Linked DNA regions of Homo sapiens: region 1 is linked to region 2. Evidence: chromatin loops called from intact Hi-C (ENCODE). Cell type or tissue: IMR-90. All regions are shown on one strand. Each heading gives the region's core, and the rest is flanking DNA. Links, peaks and the distances in the headings are about the cores only.

The links. Hi-C counts contacts between places; a loop is a spot of excess contacts. Peaks named below come from ENCODE experiments on the same cell type or tissue, not always from the same donor. Only the 100,000 strongest peaks of a DNase experiment are listed, where the experiment ranks them.
Region 1: a loop joins it to region 2, with 2.2 times the contacts of the local background. A loop is called at or near these places in 9 of 110 quality-filtered maps.

What each region holds. Positions count from the first base shown.
Region 1 is chr17:66,400,874-66,403,785 of GRCh38, forward strand. All of the region lies in intron 2 of PRKCA (protein kinase C alpha), which reads left to right. The region is part of intron 3 of PRKCA-AS1 (PRKCA antisense RNA 1); the gene reads right to left. Among named protein-coding and RNA genes, the nearest start is that of PRKCA-AS1, 15 kb to the right of the region's middle. In IMR-90, for the core only: no CTCF peak of the experiment used is centred there; no DNase peak of the experiment used is centred there.
Region 2 is chr17:66,308,951-66,311,862 of GRCh38, forward strand. All of the region lies in intron 2 of PRKCA (protein kinase C alpha), which reads left to right. Among named protein-coding and RNA genes, the nearest start is that of PRKCA, 7.8 kb to the left of the region's middle. In IMR-90, for the core only: a CTCF peak has its summit at 1,808; no DNase peak of the experiment used is centred there; H3K27ac peaks cover 347 bases.

The DNA.
Region 1 (2,912 bases), core at 315-2,814, 92 kb after region 2:
TGAGTGATTTATCTATGTTTGCTGCTTTACTCCCCAGGGGAGGATGAGTATACCATATATGTCCATATTGATACCTATCTCAGAATACTGGTTGTACAAAACTATTCCAGGCATTGTTCTTCTTTAAGTATTTGGGGTGTTTCTTTTTGCTTATAATTTAGTACAAATGTTCTCAGTTCAGTTAATAATGAGTCCTACTGTGTGGCAGTTGAGAACATGAAGATAACCAGAACACAGTTCCCGCCCTCAAGGGACTGATGAGAAGTAGCCACGTTTTGTAGGAACGGGCAAATGAAGTGGCAAAGGAAGGTGGCCATGGGTTGCCATAGGAGCGCAGGTGAGGGATGAGGAAAGGAAGCACTAAACCAGGTCAGCTTGTGACGTGGGATAAAGAAGGCTTCTTGCAGGTAAAGCCAGAGCTGAATTTGGAAGATGGTAGGAGTTCACCTGCTAACCTGGGAGGTGTGAGTGGAGTGCCTGCGGCTGGACCCACTTTGAGCAATTGGAAAGCCTGTATAGGAAACCATAGGTGACATGATGCCAAGTGGACATGACATTCAGGGAGATGATAGGCAGAAGGTGAGGCCAAAGAAGTTGGCTGGATGTATGTCAGAGAACGTGGTTTTTATGCAATCATTGATGGAAAGCTCATGACGCATTCAGTGATGTGGACGGCTTTGTGCTCTCTGCAGACCACTCTGAGGGCAATGTGGAGGTGGAGGCAGAGAGATTAGGTAAGAGGTTTTTGTGAAAGTTCAAGTGAGATAAGGAATGAACTAGGGCAGTGGTAGTAAGAATGAGGAGAAGGGAGAAAACCTGCCAAATACTTAAAAAAATTAGCAGCCATATGCCGGTTAAGTGTATGAGTGGTGAGACAGAGGGAACATTGAAGATAACCCACAGATTTCTGGCAGTGGTTCCGTGATCTGAAATTAGGAATATAAGAATAGACACTGAGGGTGGACAGGATCAATTCCCTTTTGGACATTTTGGGTTTGATGTGTCTGTAGAAGACACAAATGGTGATGTCCAGTTCACCTTGGGTTTGTGAGTCAAATTTGACAGATTCAGATAGAGACACACTCTTGGTTCTTATTAGATGTATGCAGTAGTTAAAACTATGAAAGCAGATCCATCCCCTATGTTGGAGGGGCACAAAGAAAAGGAGCAGCCCACCAAGGAGCTGGAGAATGAGAATCGGGGTGGACCAAGAGGGAGTCGTGTCTCAGGGGCTGGGGAAAGTAGAAAGGTTCCAGAATGAGTGAGTGGTCAGGAACTTCAGATGTAGCAAAAGAGGTCTTAGAATGTAAAGATGGAGTCACTTGGCAGTGTCAAGATACAAAGACTGAATAAGTTTGGCAGCGTGGAGATACCAGGCCGTGTGAAGATCCTTAGGACCTTTGTCCAGGCGGTTTTAGGAGCTTGGTGGTTGTGGGAAACTAATTTCAGGTAAATGTTTATAATGGCAGTAGAGTGACTATGGAGTACTCCTTCAGGAAACTTAGAAGGAAAGAGAGAAAAGTGAAAAAGAGGCCAAGAAATTTTTTTTTTTTTTTTTTTTTAAAGAATATGAGAGACTTGAGCATGTTACAGGGCAAGGGAAGAGGTTGTTGATAATTAAAGTAGCTGACATTTTGGAGGGCTTGCTCCATATCACCTACATCCAACAGCTGTATATCAAAGAGCTCATCAAATCCATCCAACAAGTCTGAGGTGTTGGGACAATTACTGTTCCCAGTGTTATGAATGAGAAACTGAGGTACAAGGATGTCAAGTGGCTCTGGGTGACACCAGCAATAAGAGAGCCCAGTTTCTCATAACCTGTGTAGATGTCACCATTTACCAGAGCACTGAGATGTTTGCTGGTTTTGAGGGAGAAGTTGAAGATTTAGGGTAAAGAAGGAATAATTCATAGAACCAAGTTCTAGAAGACACTGGAAGAGATGGGCTGAAAGCTTTGTGAAATTTGTTTTTTTAAATGAAGATGAAAAGTTTAATCATAAGGGAAAAATAGGGACAGTAAACAGAGTTGGATAGAGAAAGCTCCTAAATATTGGAGCCTGTCCTGGCTCTGCCTCCTGCAAGAACAGTGGTTTTGGTTTCTTTTCTGCACAAGGTGGTCCTTTTAGTCACATTTATTGATTGATTGGTTTCTTTATTATCACGGTTTGAGCTGTCATTGAGTATGTGACATTCTGTTATTTTAACAGTGTTATATTAAGAATCTACTCTATGTTTGGGTTATTTTCAGTCCAGTGACTTAAATGATAGCATGCCCTCCATTCTTGGTGACTTGTGTTGAGAAATCTTATGCTGGGGACATATTGAAATTGTTGCAATGTGGTTTAATATTACATGTTTTAAAAGCTAAGAAGCTCCTATTAGTCTCTGAAATATACCTGGTTTCCAATTTAGTCTACAAAGGAGATATCATTCCTGACCCTGATTTAGTGGGAGAGACAGAGATGCCTATATATTGGATGATGTATTATTCCATACACACCTACATACACAGCTCTGTAATGTTTAGGAGGCTTCAACAATGGGCAGATAGAAACCTGCAGCTCCTATTGCATTATAGCTCCTAAATAAGGTGTTAGCATGATTATTTATGAATTTACCCTGTGAGCTATAATTCAAATCCTTGGCCAATCAAAGGGAAAAATAAATCACTGGGAGTAGTGTTTTACTTAAAACCCATTAAAGCAATTTAAGTGAAAGTTTTTTTCAGGTATGAATACCTAGCTCCCTGCAGGAGGGCAAATGTTGATGTAGGGATATCTTTATTAATAGTCTTGGTGAAACTGAAGGAGAAGGCATACAATACAGTCTTTCACAGAACTCAGCAGTAGCCATAAATCCATTTATGAACAGTTCAAGTAATAGAGCTTTGAAGCATAACATTAGTTTTC
Region 2 (2,912 bases), core at 300-2,799:
CATTCATACCTTTGGCAACACACTCTCTGGAAATGACAGCTGGAGTTTGAAACTGCTTTTTGTATTCCTCATACATCAGATTATTTTTACCCGATGAGGCAGTGCTTTCTGTCCACTAGTATGTAGTATGTTGCTTTGGTTAGTAGGTAAAATATCTGCAGCAAGCATAGTTTTTCTTTTTTTAACTAGAGGGGTGTGTATGCTCCCAGTGACTCACATATTCATGCAGTAAGTAATATAGCTTTAGATCCAAAATATTTATCTTCATTTTACTTAGTAAATGGTGAGTAGGTATTTGAAGACTAAAGAAATAAGTGAGTTTTAGTCCTTAAAACTGGGTTTGTAATTTATGCCATTTAGAGAATGGCATCTTACAAGCATGTGAAGTACTAAAGTTATTTCTACTTTCATTTATGTTGTATCTTGGGGAAGGGAAGGGCGTTTCTCTGGAGAGACTTATTGGCTTATTCTCATGTTCCCTTCATGGACTCTGTGCCATTCTTCTTTATATTGCAATATAGGTATACAATCCTGAAAACTGATATTACCAGGGCAAGTAACACAGGATCCCGTTGTCAGAATTTGCTGCCTGAAACGGTGAAACCAAGGGCCATTCTTCTGGGGAGGAGAAAGATGAGTGTGTAGTAGATTTCCAAGTGGGAAATACTTTTCTTAAGGTCCTCAGAGATAAAGACAAGCGTGTTCCTTCACAGCTCTGAAGTGACCCTTTTTACATGACTTGGAGTTGCCTTCTTATTTTTGGTTGAATGTTTTTTTGCTTGATGTACCCCTAGCACTCATTTCATCTCCATAAAACTAGCAGAGATCTAGTCCTTGCCCACTTTTTTTTTCCCCCGTCAGAGAAAGGAGAAGAAGACAGGAAGTAGATTTGTGTGGTATGGACATTGATGAAGTTGAGTTTCAAGTCTGGAAGGTCTGTTTCCAGTTGGTAGTTTCTGTCTTGCACTGGCTACTTCCAAAGTCAGTCATCAGAGAACAGAGCGATCCACTGTACTGCTCAAATGCACTCTTTCTCTGGGGCAGTGGAGCTGAAACAGTGTTATCCACTGCTTTCAGTACTGGAAAAGGGAAAGAGCCAACTCGATTTTTTTCCCCCTCCTTAGGCGGAGCAACACCCATGCACTTCTCTAATTACAGTGGTAGAAACAGCCTCTCAAAATGTGACCTGCCTATTTCAAATGCCAAACAGTTAACATAGTTTGTTTCATCTGCCTAACCTCCACTTGTTTTCTCTAATTTTTTTTTTTTTTTGCTATTCTTTGTCTTTTAATATCACAAATGAAAATGTGCTACAAACCTAGGCTCTTTGATGAGGTGAAGATACTCAAGAGACAGCGTGAGAATTAAGCTCTGTCAGTAACCATGACCAACAGGAGCCTGTTGTCCCTGAATGATCGTCACTGGATTTTGAGGGGTCTGCTGGGAAAGAATTTACATTTTTGTGCTTTCAATGATGCTACTAAAGTTGTTTTGAATCTTGAGTCATTTCCCTGCTAAGAACATAACACATATTGTACTTCATCTGTGACTTCAACTGAAGCTCTGCATTTTTCAGTGTTAAGGGTTAAAAAATCAGCTACTCTTCCCCTTTGATATTTTGTTTTGAAGGCCTGTTTCAGAGAAGGTATTTGCATTGGCTCATCTGAGCAGGGTGGTGATTTCTATTCCTTCTGTAAGAATGAAAGTTGGTGTTTAAGGGAAGAAAAAAAAGAATGAGTCTCCTCTTGGCTGTGTGAGCTGAGGGATTCCAGAAAACAAGACTACTTAAGGAAGGTGGCCTTTAAACAGAAAGGGGGCAGTAGCGAGTGAGTCACCAGCCTTTCAGAAAAGGGATGCGCCGTTGTCCTCATCCGCCACGGTGTTCTGAGAGCTGAGTTGTATGGACACCAAGTACCAGGAGATAGGAGACTGAGGTACAAGTTGGGTGGAATCATGAGGTAGGCCAGATTGAGCAGAGGATCTGTCTGTCCTCCCTATGGCCAACTTGAGCAGAGGATCTGTCCTCCCTATGTACTGCATTGACCGCTGCTTGCACTGTGTGGCCTCTGGCTGCCCGCTGGTTTTCAAAGTTAGTGCCAGGGTTTTCCATTATTCTGTCTTCAGGAGGGGTTCAGCCCTTGGTACCTCAGTTTTGATTGGTTACCCATCCCCAAATTGTAAGTTATGTTAATTAGAGATAAACTCTTGGAGGTTTAGTTCCAAAAAGATAGAATGCATGGAAGACTGAGTATAATTTGAAACCTAGAGTTTTTGTAGTAATGCCAGGTCAAAGCATTATCTCAGTCTCAAAGATGAAATGGTCAGTAATGCCTGAATTACAGAGAAAAGTGGTGGAGGTGGACAGTTAGAACTGCCTTTCTGTGGTTGGGTGCAGTGGCTCATGCCTGTCATCCCAGCACTTTGGAAGGTTGAGGCGGTCGAATTGCTTGAGCCCAGAACTTTAAGACCAGCCCGGGCAACATGGCAAAACCCCATCGCTACAAAAAATAGAAAAAGTAGCTGGGCATGGTGGTGCAGCACCCGTGGTCTCAGCTACTTGGGAAGCTGAGGTGGGAGGATCACTTGAGCCTGGGAGGTCGAGGATGCAATGAGGTGTGATCGTGCCACTGCATTCCAGCCTGGGCGACAGAGTGAGAGCCTGTCTCAAAAAACAAAACCAAACAATAACAAAAAATGCTATTTTTCTTTTCAACAGTGTTTTTCCTCCGTAAAACTGCATTAATACTTAGAAGTAGGGATGGTTAGATAAAACTAGTGTTGAGTGTTCCCATTTGGTGCTATATACTTGTTATAAAATGATTTCTGATTAATGACTTTCTGAATTGCTACTCTTTTACTTTATACGGTAAGTGAAAGTGTTTCGTTAATTTATTCACACATCAATCCTACCC